2 separate regions of the Homo sapiens genome follow, and region 2 is linked to region 1. Evidence: chromatin loops called from intact Hi-C (ENCODE). Cell type or tissue: mammary epithelial cell. All regions are shown on one strand. Each heading gives the region's core, and the rest is flanking DNA. Links, peaks and the distances in the headings are about the cores only. Region 1 holds the start of TEX48 (testis expressed 48). Region 2 holds the start of TNFSF15 (TNF superfamily member 15).

Evidence for each region. A loop is a pair of places that touch in the nucleus more often than their neighbours do. Peaks named below come from ENCODE experiments on the same cell type or tissue, not always from the same donor. Only the 100,000 strongest peaks of a DNase experiment are listed, where the experiment ranks them.
Region 2: a loop joins it to region 1, with 5 times the contacts of the local background. A loop is called at or near these places in 3 of 110 quality-filtered maps.

Annotation. Positions count from the first base shown.
Region 1 is chr9:114,677,168-114,686,373 of GRCh38, forward strand. TEX48 (testis expressed 48) reads right to left here and starts at 5,025. Exons shown (of 5, transcript NM_001199233.2): 1 at 4,868-5,025. In mammary epithelial cell, for the core only: CTCF peaks have their summits at 4,519 (motif pointing right) and 5,069 (motif pointing right); a DNase peak (open chromatin) is centred at 5,084; H3K27ac peaks cover 1,099 bases.
Region 2 is chr9:114,801,590-114,810,795 of GRCh38, forward strand. TNFSF15 (TNF superfamily member 15) reads right to left here and starts at 4,450. Exons shown (of 4, transcript NM_005118.4): 1 at 4,214-4,450. The coding sequence starts at 4,423. In mammary epithelial cell, for the core only: a CTCF peak has its summit at 4,278; DNase peaks (open chromatin) are centred at 3,132, 4,212 and 4,762; H3K4me3 peaks cover 635 bases; H3K27ac peaks cover 2,225 bases.

The sequences.
Region 1 (9,206 bases), core at 528-8,527:
GGCACTCACTAGGTCCATTTAGCTCCAATCTCCAATAGTCTTTTGGATCTGCTGCCAGGTGAGGTGTTTTTGTTTGTTTGTTTGTTTTTTTGTTTTTCCCTAGACCTAGTGTCAGTGTCATGGGATTTTTTTTTTTTAACATGATTTTAGCTCTGATGTATTTCATTGAGTTCTCTTTAGTGGATTTATTTCATTTTCCTATAATTTATAAAGAAATAGAAATTTATACAGGCAGTTAGATCTTTTGTTTTGGAGATACACCATTTAGCAAATATCCTTGCCATTAATCTGCTTCGTATTCTGCTACTTGCTTTAGTTTCAGTTGTCTTCATCCACTTATAAAAATGCTTGCCTCACGGGGTTTGGCTTTGTTCCAGACTGCCTTGTGTATGTTGAATGTAGAAGGATGCACTTCATAAGAAAGGAATGGAAGCATAGCTCTGACAAGCCCCCACCATGAGTCAGCCCTGAGTGTCTGGAGTTTTACTGGAGTGGTAATTGATTTGTCTAGAAGAAATTGCTAAAACCTGGACTTGGGTCCCTCTAAACCTTTGTCAGCATGTGTTCTGTCTTGGTAAATCATAAAAGAAGGTCACTTTTTTTTTTTAGCTTATATTCGGGAGTCAGTAATTTTCAGGTTTTTGATCATGTGGCCTCTTTTAGGCTCTGCTTGGTCAAGAAATTCAAGACACTGCACAAGTAGAAACTGTTTATCAATTGTAGCGTGCTCTTTCCTGCTTGTCGTGGTCTCATCTGCATTAAGGTTGTTGCCTCTTCCTGGAAAAACTCCGTATATATACTCTCACTATAGGTACTCTCATGTATTTGTCTTAATAAATGGCAAAAGTTCACTAGATGACTTAGGATTACTGTAGCCATGATGACAAAGTTTTGATGTCAAAAATCAGATTTAAGAGGAGCTCTAGAGAAGAGAGAAGACAAAAATGCCAAACATAAATAGAAGGCTTCTTTGTCTGGAATGCTATGGCCTCAGGAAGAAAAAGATAAAAAAGACCTTACTCTTACTCAAACCTTCTGACACCTGTTTTCTTTGCTTCTGTCTTTCTCTCTCCACCCAACTTGATCTTTACTACCCACGTATACTCCTCTTACTCCTTCCCCTGGCTGCCCAAATAAACTTTTTCAGGGAGCATTTTTCTAGAGAAGAACAATCACATTGCACAACACCCACCTAAAACTTCTGCACTGAAGGTAGATCAAGAGAGGCCGAATTTAAACTCTGAGTAAGAGTTGAGTTGGGTAAAAATAGAATCTTCCCAAATTTCAGAACAAAAGAAAGTTTGTTTTGTATATCCTGTGTAATTCAGGATTCTGTTCGTTACTTATTGTCTTGGACTATCATATTTGTACCAATTAGTTCATTTCGTTGTTGACCTTTAGGCCAGGCACAGTGGCTCACACCTGTAATCCCAGCACTTTGGGAGGCTGAGACAGGAAGATTGCTTGAGTTTTGGAGTTTGAGACCAGCCTGGACAACATACCTCATCTCTACTAAAAATTAAAATTTAGCTGGGCATGGTGGTGTGCACTTGCACTTCCAGTTACTCAGAGGCTGAGGAGAGAGTATTGCTTGAATTTGAGAAATCAAGACTTCAGTGAGCTATAATCATGCCACTGCACTCCAGCCCAGGCAACAGGAGATCCTGACTCAAAAAAAAAAAAAAAAAAAAATTGTTGACCTTCAACAATGGGGAAAATGTTTAAGAGTAGCAGGATGAAAAAGGTCAGAAGATTCAAATAACCTATCTATGCATAATATTTTTAAGCATGGACTTGAGAGGGTAAGAAAAATAGGAAGTATGCCACATGAAACTATTTTAAAAGATTTTCTCTTAAGGGTGGATAGGGCAAAGATTCAAGAATAACAAACAAAATGATGAATCAATAGGTGACTTAATAGACTTCAGGACACTTTCAAAGGACATTCTGGGGCAAACAAAAAGTGTAAGTAAAAGGAGCCCTTTCTTTATGCAAAAGCTCATATCTAAAATAGAGGATTTAGAAAAAATCAATTGGAATGGGAAATTCCATTAGTGTAGATATCTTGATCATTTTCCAAGAGTCCTAAAATGTTAACTAGAAATCGAGATAATCTTTTGACCTACTAGATAAAACAACTGGCCCCTGAAATAAAGACAGGACCCAAATCTCCTCTGTTCTTTAAGAATTTGGAGTCTGTGGAGAACACTTGCACTTACTGTATGCAGAAAGGCCATTAGAAGAACTAATGTTCCATGTCAGAAGGACAGCTGTCCATATCTGTCTACTGAGTCTTTCTGAGGAGAACTTTGCACTTAACATTTTCCTATTTTGCCTCTAAACTCCCAAAGGGCATTGTCTATAAATATAAATGAACAGCTATACTGCTTGCTTGTTGATATGGTTTGTTTCTTATGTGGAGATCAGACTCTTCTATTCCAACTATAATTAAGACTAATTGTTCTGCATGATGAATACTTAGACCATTCCAGTGCATGATTCTCCAGCACCCACGGTGGACTATGTCTTCTTACACAGAGTCTGAAGGGATGAAACCCTTCTTGGGGGTTTAACTACTAGTAGATGAAACAGACTTCTGAGGATTCTGAGTTGAACAATTTAAAGTGCCTTTTTTCCCCTCACCTTGACTGACACAGCAAATCATGTAGCCCACACCCTAGGGTACACCTGACCAATTTAAAATCCTTAGTTTGAGTAATTATGGATCACAGAAACCTTCGGGTTTTATTTTAGCTAATTAGGGGAGTCTGCACCATTGCTAACACTCCCGTTGTGCCTGGATTAATATCACAGGTGAGGTTAATCTATAGCTAAGCCCAAAGAAAAAGCAGCCTGGCTATCTAAGGTAGATGGTCATGCCAGGGAAATCATGGGGCATGACTCCAGAGAGGCTTTCAGATCTTTTTGAAAATACTTTTAATTGTCATTGTCCCTTTTTTTTTTTTTTTTTTTTTTTGAGATGGAGTTTTGCTCTTGTTGCCAGGGTTGGAGTGCAATGGTGCGATCTCGGGTCACTGCAACCTCCGCCTCCTGGGTTCAAGCGATTCTCCTGCCTCAGCCTCCCGAGTAGCTGGGATTACAGGCATGCACCACCACGCATGGCTAATTTTAGTTTTTAGTAGAGATGGGGTTTCCCCATGTTGGGTCAGGCTGGTCTCGAACTCCTGACCTCAGGTGATCTGCCAGCCTTGGCCTCCCAACGTGCTGGGATTACAGGCGTGAGCCACTGTGCCTGGCCTTAATTATCATTGTCTTGCATCATTCAGGTTCTGTTGTCCAGAGAGCTGAATGCTTTTATGTAGCCTCTGGTTTGACAAATGGTGAAACAAATGATTCAAAGAAAAAATGAGAAGAAATGAGGCAGACTGATACTCAAAATGAAAACCAGATCTCTGTACATGGAAAAATGGAACTGTGTTTTCAAGAAAAGCCAATGACAGTGGTGAAGATCTGGACAATCTTGGAGGGTCTTTCCTGCACCTTTAGTTGAGGGAGACCAGAAGGCAGATAATGAGAATTAAAAAGAGAAGCTCCCACATTCCTAGGTGACGATGGATTGCCCTGTAACCACGGTAACAACGAATCCCCAGAACCTGTGTGACACTCATTTAATCTATTAATGAAACTCCCTTGGTAACCATTCTAACAGACACATGCCAGTAGGTACATTTCATAGCTAAAGGTCTACCATTCCTAAACACTGCTGCCTCTGAAACACCACCAGTCCACGAACTCAACACCTCCCAAAGCCCCTTATGCATCAGCCATGAGCTTTGTTCAGAGACTTTGCCATACAAGCACAGTTCTCCCTTGTTTAACCAGAAATAAATTCAGTTTTTGTTTCATGTAGTGAATGCAGGCATCTTCCACCAAAGCAGCTTATGGATATACAAGAAAATGTAGTTATTCAAATTCTCTTTTTCTCTCTTTTTAATGCAAATGATAGCTTACTATACACCACGTTTTGCACCTTGATTTTTTTCAATTAAAAATAAACCGTGGAGATCGTCCGTATTATCAGCAGCGATCTGAAGCGCAGGTTTGTTGACACCCCGTGCTGATGCTCTCTCCACATCTTTACTAGAAAATTTTGCAAGAAAGAGGGTAGTAGAACCACTTTCTCCTCTAAGTGTTGACAGCAGAGAGCTTTGAGTTTTTGAACCCTCTTCAAGAAATGAAAAGGCTCTTAGGGAGAGCAGTGTATCAGTTACAAGCACATTCTCTGGGGGTATAATTCTTGGAGATCTACTGTTAGCTAGGAAATTTAGAATTTATGACCTCTTTGAATCTCTGTTTTCTGACCTGTAAAATGGGGATGAGAATAATAGTATCTACAATAGAAGGTAGTTCTGAGGATTAAATAATGATGGAAAGTGCTTAGCACAGCTTTCTGGTGTGTCGTAAAGGCTTAATAAATACAGATGAAGGTTCTGATGCTGATGAATATGTAGGGAGATGCCTAGGGGATGTGTGGCACTTCTTGCACTACCAGTGACCCCCTCTAGAGGGAAGCAGAAACCAAAGAAGAGGGCCCTTGGGTTGTCCCCAGTGGGTATGAACTTCAGGTCTCTAGTGACCCCATTGCACTTTGATCAGAAGAAAGATGAATGAGGTCAAACAGGAAGGCTTCTGGCGCTGCGGGCGGGGGTGGGGGAGGTCATTCAGCACAGGTGGAGACTGGGACCCAGAGAGAGAGAGAAACAGTGAGGTTAGAGCAAATGAAGGATGGGGATTGCTTCTTGGAGCAAAATGAATAGGTGTCCAGGAGTGGTGGGGACATTGTGCCTTTTAGTACAGAAAAATTATCACCTCCCGCCCTTTGGTTTAAACTGTGAGCCCCACTCACCTGCAGCTGGCAGAGTAGACAGAAGGCTGTCTGTGATGTCACAGAGCTGGGGAACCAGGGAATGTTGGGGCTGGGATGTTTGGACTGGACCACAACAGCGAGGAGGAGGGAGAAGTTCTGCTGAGCACGATGCCATGCTGGCCACCAGACTGTATACTGGGGCACAAGTCCTGGGGCCTCAGGAAGCACCTAGAGGATGGCCAGAAGGGGGCAGTACAACACTGGATGCTGTAGATCTGGGTGCCATTCTGTCTCTGTCCGCCCACTGGGTAGTAACCTTAGGCAAAGTGACTTCACGCTCAGGTTCTCCCTCTGCAATATGGGAATAATAATAATTTTTTTTTCTTTTTTGAGACAGAATCTCACTCTGTCACCCAGGCTGGAGCACAGTGGTGCAATCTTGGCTCACTGCAGCCTCCGCTTCCCAGGTTCAAGCGATTCTCATGCCTCAGCCTCCCAAATAGCTGGGGCTACAGGCATGCACCATCACGTCCGGCTAATTTTTGTATTTTTAGTAGAGACAGGGTTTCACCATGTTGGCCATGCTGGTCTCGAACTCCTGACTTCAAGTGACCCCCCCCCCCCCACCCCACCACCTTGACCTCCCAAAGTGCTGGGATTATAGGTGTGGCCTTCGCCTGGCCAGGAATAATAATAATTATATGTCCTGTTTGCATTTTTAAGTATTAAATGAAATCAGGTAAACATTTAACATGGTATCTAGATGTAGTAAGCACTTTAAGAAAGGGTAGTTATTAATAACATATGCAAAAATGAAGTGACATTTTCTTCCCTATTTATTTTTCAGAAAAGAAGGAATCACTTTGTATTGGAGTCCTGACAAAATCTCTCAGCTTATGGGGCACTCTTTCCATTCCTTTATTTAGGACAACCAAGTACTATTCATATATGGGGAAGCCACATTGGATTAACATGTTCTCAATCAGTGCTATCATTTGATGCACAGAGAGGTCACTGGATACAATAGAAACAGAAGAAAGCAAAGGAATTCAGCACAGCTGTGGGGTCATTCATGTGGTTGGGGCGGGTGATGTGACTCCACAGCTGTGCTGAATTCCTTTAATAAATATTTGATGGTGAGTTAAACAGCCTTTGAAAGCTCACAGGTAAAGCCACATTCTTTTTTTTTTTAAATTATACTTTAAGTTCTAGGGTACATGTGCACAATGTGCGGGTTTGTTACATACGTATATATGTGCCATGTAGGTGTGCTGCACCCATTAACTCATCATTTACATTTGTTATATCTCCTAATGCTATCCCTCCCCTCTTCCCCCCACCCCACGACAGGCCCCGGTGTGTGATGTTCCCCGCCCTGTGTCCGATGTTGCCCGCCCTGTGTCCAAGTGTTCTCATTGTTCAATTCTCACCTATGAGTGAGAACATGCGGTGTTTGGTTTTCTGTCCCTGCGATAGTTTGCTCAGAATGATTAAAGCCACACTCTTAAATGGTAATTGAAGGTTCTCCATTTTGGCTGCAAGTGAGATTCACTTGAAGTGTTTTTAAAACAAAGAATACCTGGGGCCTAACCCCAGATAAATTATAATTTTGGTAGGGTGTGGAAACTGGGTAGCAGTATGTTTACAAAAATTTCCAGGTGATTCTTGAGTATAATCAAGAACTGCTGAATTCCATTGTGCAGGTCATTATATACAGGTAAGCGGTGGTTCTCAGATCAGGCTGTATATTAGAATCATGGGAGGAGCTTTAGAAAATGCCACTCCTAGCACCTGCTCCCAGTCAGTAAAATCACTATTTTGGGGGCAAGGGCCCAGGTGTCGATAGATTTTACAGCTCCCCAGTTGATTTTAATTCGCAGCCAGCATTAAGAACTACTGATTTATAGAGGTTTTTTTTTAATCATAAATTTCATTGATGTGATACAAATGGATCCTTTTTAGCTTGGGATGAGCTTTTCAGGAACAGCATTATTTATATACAGATTCAAAAGCATTATTTAAAAAATAACTTAGAAATGAAGATAATATATTCTGAAAACCTGTGCTAGATGAGGTTAAAGATGTGTATGAAGCATTTGAATGAAATTGTTTCAGAAAATGAAAGATTGAGGATAGTGATATAGTTTGGCTGTGTCCCTACCCAAATCTCCTCTGGATTTGTAATCAAAATTGTAATCCTCACGTCGGGGGAGGGACCTTGTGGGAGGTCATTGACTCATGGGGGTGGTTTCCCCCATTCTGTTCTCCTGATAGTGAGTGAGTTCTCACGAGATCTGATGGTTTTATACGTGGCAGTTGCTCCCGCTCTCTTCTCTTTCACCTGCTGCCATGTAAGATGCGACTGCTTCCCCTTCTGCCATGATTGTAAGTTTCCTGAGGCCTCCCAAGTCATGCAGAACTGTGAGTCAATTAAACCTCTTTTCTTTATAAATTACCTGGTCGTGGGTATTTCTTTATAGCAGTGTAAAAACAGACTAATATGGATAGCAACACAGGTATTTCCAAATTAATGTATTTTATATAATATGCTCTGGCAAACACATATCAGGTACTGACTACTTATAAGTTGATGCTTGATTATTTCACCCATAGCACTAAATGTGTATATATTCAAATTGGAGAAAATACTTAAAATCTTTGCATAAAGAAACTGCCTTCTGTTTGGGGTGGTTTACCATTCAAGCATGTATGGTGTGATTACTTTCTTCTCTTTGGGTCTGGGAGGGGAGATGGGCCAACAGGCTTCTGTATTAATTTCTGGTTCAGGTAGGGAATAATGAAATCTTGACCTGATGCACTGGGCTAAGACAAATGGGTGGATTTTTACTCTGGTGATTTCACAGTGGGTAAGTTCTGGGGTCCGAGTACCTGGGTGGGACGCTTGCCTTCCTAACTTAATGCATGACCTGGGCCATAGCCATTAACCCCTCTAATTCTCAGTTTCCTTAACTTTAAAATAGAAATAATAATAGAGTTGGTGTGAGGAGTAAATTAGACCAGCCATGGAAAGCTGTAAATGTAGTGCCTGCTAGAGAGGCAGCACTCAATAAATTTTCCTTATTATTATCTGGTGTTGAGAGTGAAGGATTAGCTTTCACACCTGTGGATGTGAAATCAGGGAATTCAATTTAGGTTTTCAAAAGTTTTATTTTGTTTATTTTTATTTTTATTATTTATTTATTTATTTGAGACAGATTCCCGCTCAGTCGCCCAGGCTGGAGTGCAGTGACTCTATCTCCGCTCACTGCAAGCTCTGCCTCCTGGGTTAACGCTGTTCTCCTGCCTCAGCCTCCCGAGTGGCTGGGACTACAGGCGCCCGCCATCACGCCCAGCTAATTTCTTTCTTTCTTTTTTTTTTTTTGTATTTTTTTTAGTAAAGACGGGGTTTCACCGTGTTAGCCAGGATGGTCGCGAACTCCTGACCTCGCGATCCGCCCGCCTCGGCCTCCTAAAGTGCTGGGATTACAGGCGTGAGCCACCGCGCCCAGCCTTGTTTTTAAATAAAGTCTCGATCTGTTGCCCAGGCTAGAGTGCAGTGACATGAACTCGGCTCACTGCAGTCTTGACCTCTTGGGCTCAAGCCATCCTCCCACCTCAGCCTCCCGAGTAGCTGGAACCACAGGCACACACCACCACGCCAGGCTAATTTTTAAATTTTGTGGAGAGGGGGTCTTGCCATGTTGCCTAGGCTAGTCTCAAACTCCTGTGCTAAAGCAATCTTCCCACCTCTGCTTCCCAAAGTGGTGGGATTATAGGCTGAGCCACTGTGTCTGGCCCAAAACTTTATTTTGAAATAATTACAAATGCACAGAGAGTTACAGAGGTAACTTTGTAGCTTTCTCTCTTTAGAGAGAAACAAAGAGGTAACTTTGTAACTTTCTCTCTGCAGACAGTTCCCATGAACCCATCCCCCAGCCTCCTCCAATGTTAACATCTTGCCTTACTATATTACAAGATCAAAATCGGAAATTAACATTGGCCCAATCTACAGAGCTTATTCAAAGTTCAGTCGTTATTCAAGTACTCATTTGTGTGTGTATGTGTATAGCTGCATGAAATTTTATTACATGTGTAGCTTCGTGTAACTACCACCACAATCACGGTACTTAACTGTGCCATCACCACAAGGTTCCTTTCTGCTTCCGCTTTATAGCCACACCCACTCCCTCTCCCCAACATTTCTAACCCCTGGAAACCACTAACCTGTTCTACATTCTATAATTGTCATTTCATGAATATTACATAAATGGACACATGCAGTATATATGTATATTTCTGAGGTTGGCTTTTCTCAGCACAACTTCCTTGTTCCTCATATACATGAGGAACATGTATCAGTAGTTAGCTCCTTTTTATT
Region 2 (9,206 bases), core at 1-8,000, 120 kb after region 1:
CTAATCCCTCACTCCTTGACAGACACTTCAAATACTTTATTTCTAATTATTCCCATTTTATACATAAAGAAGCCGAGGCCCGAAAGGGTTAGGTAACATGGTTAAGAAGTGTCTAGGCCAGAATTCAAGCTGGATTTTAACTTTCAACCCTAAACTCTTCCAAGATACGTCTGTCTAATATTCTGCAGAAATCTAAAGGACCTAACAGTTTTATTATTTCTATACTTTTTTGTATAGGTAGCATACACATTTTGTATGGAAGAGGCTAGGTTTATAAATGACTCCCTCCTTCCCTTGCTGACAAGCCACCCAGTTTTCTACCAGGATGCTAGCAGAATTACTACTTTCTTTTGTGCGCTTCCTGAGATATAACATGCATTTCCAAATATGTTCATATAGGTAAATATTTTCATAAAAGGAATGTACCACATTATATATGCTGTTAACGCACTTTGCTTTTTTTTCAGTTAACTTGTGTGCAATGGGTTGTATTTGCTTGGCTGCATAAGAGGGTGAGATATTTATCTTTGCCATCTCTTGGTAGATTGCCTGTGATGTGCATCACATTCTGGTTTAATGCTTATTCAACAATAAAACTGTTTTCTTTCTCTACTACCTTTGTGGAGAGGATTTCTAGATTGGGAGAAGACTTTGGTTTTTTTTGTTTTTGTTTTTGTTTTTGAGACGGAGTCTTGCTCTGTCACCCAGGCTGGAGTGAGCTGGCGTGATCTCAGCTCACTGCAACCTCCGCCTCCCGGGTTCAAGTGATTATCCTGACTCAGCCTCCTGAGTAGCTGGGACTACAGGCGCGCGCCACCACGCCCAGCTGATTTTTGTATTTTTAGTAGAGACAGGGTTTCACCATGTTAGCCAGGGTGGTCTCGATCTCCTGACCTCGTGATCCGCCTGCCTCAGCCTCCCAAAGTGCTGGGATTACAGGCATGAGCCACTGTGCCCGGCCAGATTTTGTTTTTAATTGTATTTCTGTAATGTAAGCATGCTGTGTTAGCTCTCTGATTCTTAATTCTCTCTTTGGAAAAATACAGGTAGCCTTACTCTCTGCTGGGCCAGTAGTTCTAGATGGGTGACTCTGTGGGTGGCATAAGATTTGCCATCTGAAGTTCTTCAATGGGAGAGGGGTGAGGCTCAGTAACTGGTATAGTTGTGGTAATAGTTTTCTCCATGGTATTACTGATCTCCTTCTTCCTTTGATCCATGGTGTGGCCACCTGGCACTTGGAACAGCACAAATATGGCTGCCTGAATGCACAGGGAAGGAGGCCAGATGGTCCAGTTTCAAATTGTGGCTCTGTCACCGACTAGAGGTATGGGATTGGGCAAATCTCTTCAATCCCCTGGGCCTCAGTGTCCCTATGTGCAAAACTAGGCACTTTAGGCTAGCTGACCTTCAAAGGCCTTGTTATCTCCAATGACCTGCGATCATCTGACTGGTTTTTACCCATAATGGTGTCTGTGATCTGGACCTCAGCCACAGCTTCTAGCCCAGGTGCCTTCCTTCCCTCCTCCAGAAAGCTTTTCCTGAACCACCCCTGTCTCTGTGGCTGGGCCGGGAGAGCATCTGAAATTCCATAGCACCTCTCTGTTGAAATAGCCTATTTCCTGAGGCCAACATCAAATTTTCTCTGTAGTTGCCTGGTGCCTGGGGTAGAGTGATGATCACGTCACAGCCACCATGTGCATGCGGCTCTCCCCACATTTCTAACATACACAATGCTCCTTCTGCACACGCCTTATTGGTGCTGTCAGAGTATTGATATTAATACCCCCTTCAGAGAAAAGGAAAAAGGCTCAAAGAAATGAAGCCACATGCCTATTTTCATAGCTGGAAGTGAGCCACATTTCACTGTATGTTTACCCAAGTTCTCCTTGGTGCCCTGGTTTTCCCTCCTTGAATCCAGTCTTTTCCCATCTCCTCTGAGCCATTTCTTCTCCATCAGTCCCTCCAGATCCTCTCTCAGCCCTTCCTGACCCTGCTCTGTCCTGTGAAGCTGACTCCTGGCTCAGTTGCCCCTGGACCTTTGAGCTCTGGCTTCCTCCTGAGCCTGGTCAATGGGATTGGATTGGAGGCAGGGTGGGGGATGGGGGAGCAGTCAGCATTCCCTCCTTCCTTCTGTGCTCTTGCTGCTGTTTTGGCAGTGACTGCCTTTCTCCCCAGAGCCCTTAGGTCTTCCAGGCAGGCCCTCTCCTAGGCTTTAGTTCTCTCTGGGTTTCTCTAACACTTCTCCCTCCATGTGCCCTTCATGCCAAGGCATGGTTGCTGGTTTCCCACTGTTGCTAGTGCTGGATGTTCCAGCCCTTTCAGTTCCCTTCAATCCGTCTGCATCTCAGCAAAGAGGCCCTTCTTTAAATCCCTTCAAACTCTTTAAATATTCTTCTACAAATGCACTTTCTTGAGTGAGCCAGCTGTTTCTTTTCAGGACCCTGATTGCTACATGAGCCCAGCCTCACCCCCATTTCCCTCTCCTTTTCTTCTGACACACTAAGAAGTTACAGAGCCTGGGCAAACCAGAGCTGCAATCATCCCCACACATCTGCTCTCCAGGAAGATGAATTTAATGATAATGGAATGGATGGTGTCAGCCTTATTCATTTCTTGAGCATCTGCAATTGGATAGGCACAGTGATAGATTCAGGTAGGGGCAGTAGCAGTGAGTAAAAAAGACCCCGTGCCTTCCTTCACCGAGCTTCCCGTCTAGTGACAGTGCATGTCTCCATCTCACCTTCTGGCTGGGCAAGTCATGGATCCTCCCTGGTCTGTAACATTCTGCTTGCTGGTCTTCTAGATAGACAAAGGCAGTCCTCGCCTTCTGCTGACCAAGGGCTCTCAGACATCATCTTGATCGTGGGAACCTGTCATGCCTCTGGGCTTCCTTCAGACCCCAGTGCAGGTTTCTGGAGGCCACTCAGTGTCTCATTCAAGGACAACTATCTCCTTCTGGCTAAAGAGGGACAGAGTCCCAGAGCACCAACTGGGCGCTGCAGTTTGACTTCCAGCAGAAACTGGCCCCTTGGTGGTCAAAGGGTCAAAGTCTGACTTCCCATGACCTGCGGTTCTTCTTTAACATAAACAGCATTTCCGGTTTGTCTGCATATTTCTACATTTTATGAGCAATGGCATCTGGCCATGAACGCTGCTGCCTGAATCACAGTCTGTTTGTTGACCCTGATGGGGCAGCGAGAATTACAGATTTTCCATGGCTTACTTGTGGTGTCTATGCTTTGAAACTGGCCAGGATTGCTTAGAGGCTAGGTTTCCAGTTAAACCCATTGAAAACCCATTTTTTTCCCTTTGCAATTTAATACTTTGAACTGAAATGAAATCAGCCACCATAGATTATGAAGGGACATTTTTAAAAAGGATATTACTGGAAAGACTCATTCCTTAGGTTTTGAGGTACATCTTTGTTGTTCCCAGCCAAGAATTATGTTTTCTTCTTGACACCTATCGCTGCCCCTACCATTGTTCTCCCTAGACTTCATATTCTTTTTCTGACTAGGCTTCTCCCAGGCCTCAGCAAGACCTTAGAGATAGACAACCAGGCAGGAGGTTCTTTCTTAAGCTCTAAAAAGAGAAAAAGTTCTAAACCCAAGAAAAAGAGTGGGTAAAGAAATTATAGCATCCACATATAGGAATGTGTATCTATAGCATCATGTTGTTGTGAATTCATTAGCATATAAATAAAATCATAATATATTAGCAGACTCAGAATAATCTCGTCTCATTAAAAAATCCGTTTTATATCTGGCATATAATTCTGTACAGAATTATATATCCCAAACTGTTAACAGTGGTCAGCTATAAGAGTTATGGGTAATGATGACTTTCTTCCTCTCCTTATCTGTATTTTCTAACTTTTTTCAATGACCGTGTTAGTTATGTAATTTTAAGTTTTTTTCTTAAATAAAAAGAATCTTCCCAAATTACCAGTATACTATGATTATAATTATCTAAAAAATATGAGGCTGAAGGTTATCCCCACAGTAAAAGAAGGGACTGTTCATTCCCTAGAAATATTGAGAATAAACACCAAATTGAACCTCTCCACCCCTCCCACTCTACATTTCCTCTGCATGTAGAAACAAGAAATGTGATACATCAAGAAACTCTATCCTCTGTCCAGAGCTGAAATAGTTGCCACTCACTGCAGAGAGTCCACTGCTCCTCCCCAAGGTCAGAGTGCCATGTGGCTTACCTGGAACTGCACACAGGCCTCTCCCTGGGCCCGGAGCTGGCTGACAAGCAGGTATGTGGTGAGTCCTGCAAGGAAGGGGAGCAACACCAGGCAGCAGGTGAGAGCCCAGCGTGCGCTGCTGCTCCTGGCCTTGGGCCTGCAGCTGCCGTGCTCTGGCAGCATTTCCACACTGGCTGTTTCCCCAAAGCTCAGTCCCAGATCCTCGGCCATGCTCCTGCTGCTCCTGGAGGCACCTCTGACTCCTGGGCAGAGAGAGCCCCCATTAAATAGAAGACCAGCTCTCACAGTGGGTGACTTAATCACTCAGTCTCCTCCTTCCCTTTTCCTCTCCCCTCCCCTCTTCAAGAGCACACTGTGGCCCTACCCTGCTAGAGAATGCACCGCCTACAACAGAAACCAAGTTTGGTTTGAGGAAAAAAAAAAAAAAAAAAAAAAGAAGAAGAAGGAGAAGAAGAAAGCTTTCCCAAGCATATTTATATACAGTATGCTCATGTGCTCCTTCCTTCGTTTACAGAAGGAAGTTAGGAAAGTCCCTGAAGGAGGAGAGAAAGAATTCATCAAGTCAGTGGGTGGGGCAAATTAAAATATACCTGTTCCCTGCACTGGAGGCTTACCAGCTGTGCCAGTCTGGGGAGTGTGCTTCTGGAAGTGAAAGTGAGGGATGAGAGGTGTGTGGTTTGCAGATTGGGAAACGGAAATCACATTTGCATCAGCTCTTTGCAAAGTGCTGCCTAGCCCTCTGTCATTTTGAACCTCATAGAAATTCATTCTCAGTGTACAGATGGGAATAGCAAAGTTCTAAAAGGTGAAGGCACTTGTCCTAGGTCATCCAAGGATGAAGACAGAGGAGCTAGGAAGATGACCTAGTTCTAAATCACGGCTTGGAGTTGTAACCTCTAGCACATGACTGCCCATGAAAGGAAAGTATTTCCAGTCTGCATTGACCATTGTTTAATCAGAGTATGAGGCCACAGATCGAGGTGACTGTCTGTGAGGGTAGAACATTAACCACTACTCCCTGATTAGTCTAAAGTTAATTGATCATGTGATGTGCTTTGCCTGCAGTTGGGTGTGGGGGCCACAACATGTAATAAAAGATTATATTTATTAAGTGCTTACTTTGTGCCAATCACTGCTCTAAGTTAAATACATCAATAAAATTATTCAATCCTGAGATAAATTTTGTGACAATAAAGCTATCATTCTCATTTTACACATAAGAAAATAAAGCACAGACGGCAAGTGGTAGAGCCAGGATTGGGACTCAGGCAGGCTGGCTGCTGGCTTCTTCACCATCACACTTCACCATAGGTACTGCTGGATCATGCATGTTCATAAATACCTGCACTGTCTTTACCCAGGAGTGGGTAAGACCCTGCAGTGAGGGGGTTGAGGGGGCTTCCTGGAGAAAGAGGTGGTGTTGGAACTCGGCCTTAGAGCTCAGGGAGGGTTGATCTCAGAGGAAAGTAAAGGACCCTGGGAAAAGATGGGTTCTAGAAATAATAGGAAAGTTTAAGGAATGGCCTGTGATGTACGGCAGAAACCAGTTTTACTAGCGCCTCCATCCAGTTGCTACTTCTGGTTATGTCACAGCCTGGACTCTTCAGGCTACTTGGAAAGGCCTTTCATGGCTTGGTCCCTGCTCACTGTCACCCGTCCCCAGTGTCCAGCCTCAACTTTTACTACTTTCCCAAGCTGCAGTTCCCTGGATACACTATTGACTAGCTGTACTGTTGCAAAATGGAAGTGTCCAGTCCTCTTCCTTCATATCACTATGCTCCTATGCTCATTCTAGCAAAGGATGATTTTCATGTCCCATGGCTACTCATTCTTGGTTTAACAAATCTATTAAAAAATGTCTTTGAGACTAACCTAAATCTCTGCTATTGTAACTTAACCTTTCTTTTCTATGCTCCTGTTCCTTAATTGTGTGTAGAAACCATTTTTGTATCCGCCTGCCTCCAAGATTGGGTAAGATGATCATATTCTATGTTCCTATAGCTTCCCTTTCTTCCCTATCATTGAATACCTCCTACTAGACTATGTTTGACCATTCCTTCTGTCTCCCCAATTAGACCATCAGGTCTGGGAGAGCAGGTACTAAGTCATAACCCTTCCCCATGACTATTGCTCCTAACTGTTATTCAATAGACTCATTACCATCTACTAAAATAAGCATCTAACGTATTTTCAAAGAATTCTAGCAAAGGATGATTTTGATGTCCCATGGTTACTCATTCTGGATTGAACAAATCTATTAAGAAACATCTTTGAGATTAACCTAAATCTTTGCTATTGTAACTTAACCTTTCTTTTGATGACTGAGTAGCATTCTATGGTACGGATATACAACAGTTTGTTTAATCATTCGCCCACTGAAGGACATTTGGGTTATTTCCAGTTTTGAGTTATTATGAATAATGCTGTTGTGAATATTTGTGTACAGATTATTTTGTGTGAACATGTTTTCACTTTTTCTGGTATAAATGCCCAAAGTGAAATTGTTGGCTGTATGGTAAACAAATGTTTAATTTCCCATGGTAAAATTAACTGCCATGGTAAAAACATACCATGTTTTTTACCATGGTATGTTTTTACCATGGCAGTTACCTATAAAATTTAAGCAGTTGCCTAAATATAGCAGTTATCTACAATTAATTCTGTAGGTAACTGTATGGCAGTTACCTACAACCAGAGTGGTTGTATCATTTTACTTCCCACAAGTAATGTGTGAAAGGTCCAGCATCCTCTCTGTATCCTCTCTCCAGCATTTGGTGCCTTTACTATATTTTGCTTTTGCCGTTCTGATAAGTGTGTGGTCGTATCTCACTGTGGTTTTAATTTGCATTCCCCTAATGGCTAATCATGTTGAACATCTTTTCACATACTTATTTGCCATCTGTATAACTTCTTTGATAATACAGAGATCTATTTTGGCTGCCAGGAGGTACTTCTTTTTTCCTTCTTGAATCTCAGTGGATTCAAAGGCAAAAAGTAAATCACTTAACAGATAAATGATGAGTTATCGCACTTGAGTATGTGCAAGATAGTGTTCTAGGTACTGGGGATAAAACAGTGAAAAGAACAGACAAAACCTCCTGCTTTCATGAAGCTTATATTCTGGTGGGGGGAGACGGCCAGTAATTAAAACAAATAAGTTAATTTATAGTACATTAGATGGCCTTAAGTGATTTAGAAAAAAAAAAGAGATAAATGATCTTAATTGCAATTGAAAATAGAGTTGTCAGAATAGACCTCATTGAGAGGAGACATATGAATGAAGACTTGAAGAGGGTGGGGGAGGACGTGGAGGTGTCTGGAGGAAGAGAGCCTGGCATTGAAGCCAGTGTACATGGTGTATTTACAGAGCAGCAAGGTGGCCAGGTCAGCTGGGGCAGTGGGTGAGGGGGAGTGGGGGGACCACAAGGTCAGAGTGATGGAGGAGGCTGACCGTGTGTGTCCTCCTGGGTCCAGGTAGGACTTGGCTTCTTCTTCACTGAGTTTGATGGGAAGAGAGGTGGTGGTGAGTGGAGTAGGGGTTCTTTGGAAGGTGATGGGCGGAGAGGTGGCAGGCTCTGATTTTACTTTGAAAAGATCATCCTGTTTGCTGTGTTGAGAACAGCCTGAAGTCTGGGAGACCCATTTGGAGACCACTGCAATCATCCAGGAGAGGCAGGATGGTGGCTTGGATGAGGTGATGACAATGAGGGTCACAAGAAATAGTGGATCCTGGATATATTAATATTTTAAACTAGAGCAGACATAATTTCTTATTATGCTAGATGTGGAGTGAGAGAGAAAGAGAAGAGAAAAGTCTGAGTCAAGGGCTTTTTGTTTGAGCGTGGGGTGCGTAAAGACATCTTTAATGGAGGCAGGGCAGGCTTTGGCTAGATGCTTGAGAGCGGAGATTGAGATAAATAAAGTAAGGGGACTTTTAGATGACCAAGCGGAGGCAATTAATAGGTAGATGAACGGTTATTTGGGGCTTCCAGGCAGAGGCTTGCATGGAGATACTAATTTGAGAGTCATGCTTGACACGGCACCTACCACACAGTTAATACTCAAAGTGGAGGGTCTCCATAAGATTACAGGCCGTCAAATCCTGTATCTCAAGTCCTTGGAGCCAGGTTTCAAAAAGCATTAAGTTGAACCATCTGAAATTGCATATATCTGGTCATTTTTGACCTGCAATAATAATAGTTTTATATGGTTGTCCTGAGTAACCTATTACACATACCTTATATTTCATAACACTTTTGGTGGGGTCTGAAACAACACCTAATAATCAAATACAGAAAGAATTCTGCAGCCCAACATACTCATACTGAATGTGATAGGTAACAATTCCCAACAACACATGCCCTTTCAGGTCAGCTTTTGCTGCCAAATGCTTTCAGTTTTTAGATATTTTTGGATTTTGTTTACGGACTGGTATTATTATCACTGTTGCTGTTATTATTGTTACCATTCTGTATGGCATTCAGGGGGTTGAACTAGGCAATAAGTAGAAGTTACTGAAAGGCAAACTTTGGCTCAATTTGAAGACTTTGTCAATACTGTCCAAAGATAAATCATGTTGCTTCCAGAGGTGGGGGCTCTCTGTTTCAACGATAAGGACAGGACCTGAATGGCCACTGATTGAGAATATTTTAGAGGAAATTTGATTATTGGAGAAATGATTGGAGTTGATGTCTTTTATAGCTTTTGCTCCTACTGAGACAAGATGACTCTACATTTTTTCTACTTTTCAGGCCTTCTTCTCTTCATGTGTTAAATGGGGACAGGGAGCTTTGTGATTGCTAAGGATGCTTCTACCATTAACGTTTTCAGGGTCTCGTGATTCCCTGTGTCTTCTCTCTGCTTGTTGGTTGTTCCTTCCACCCATCTCTGCACATCTTTGCTTACATCCTTGTTTGCTAATAAATACATTTTTCAGAATGTCCCATAGCAATTTCCTCATGATGTGCAAATGAGGGATTAGCAAGGGCAGCTG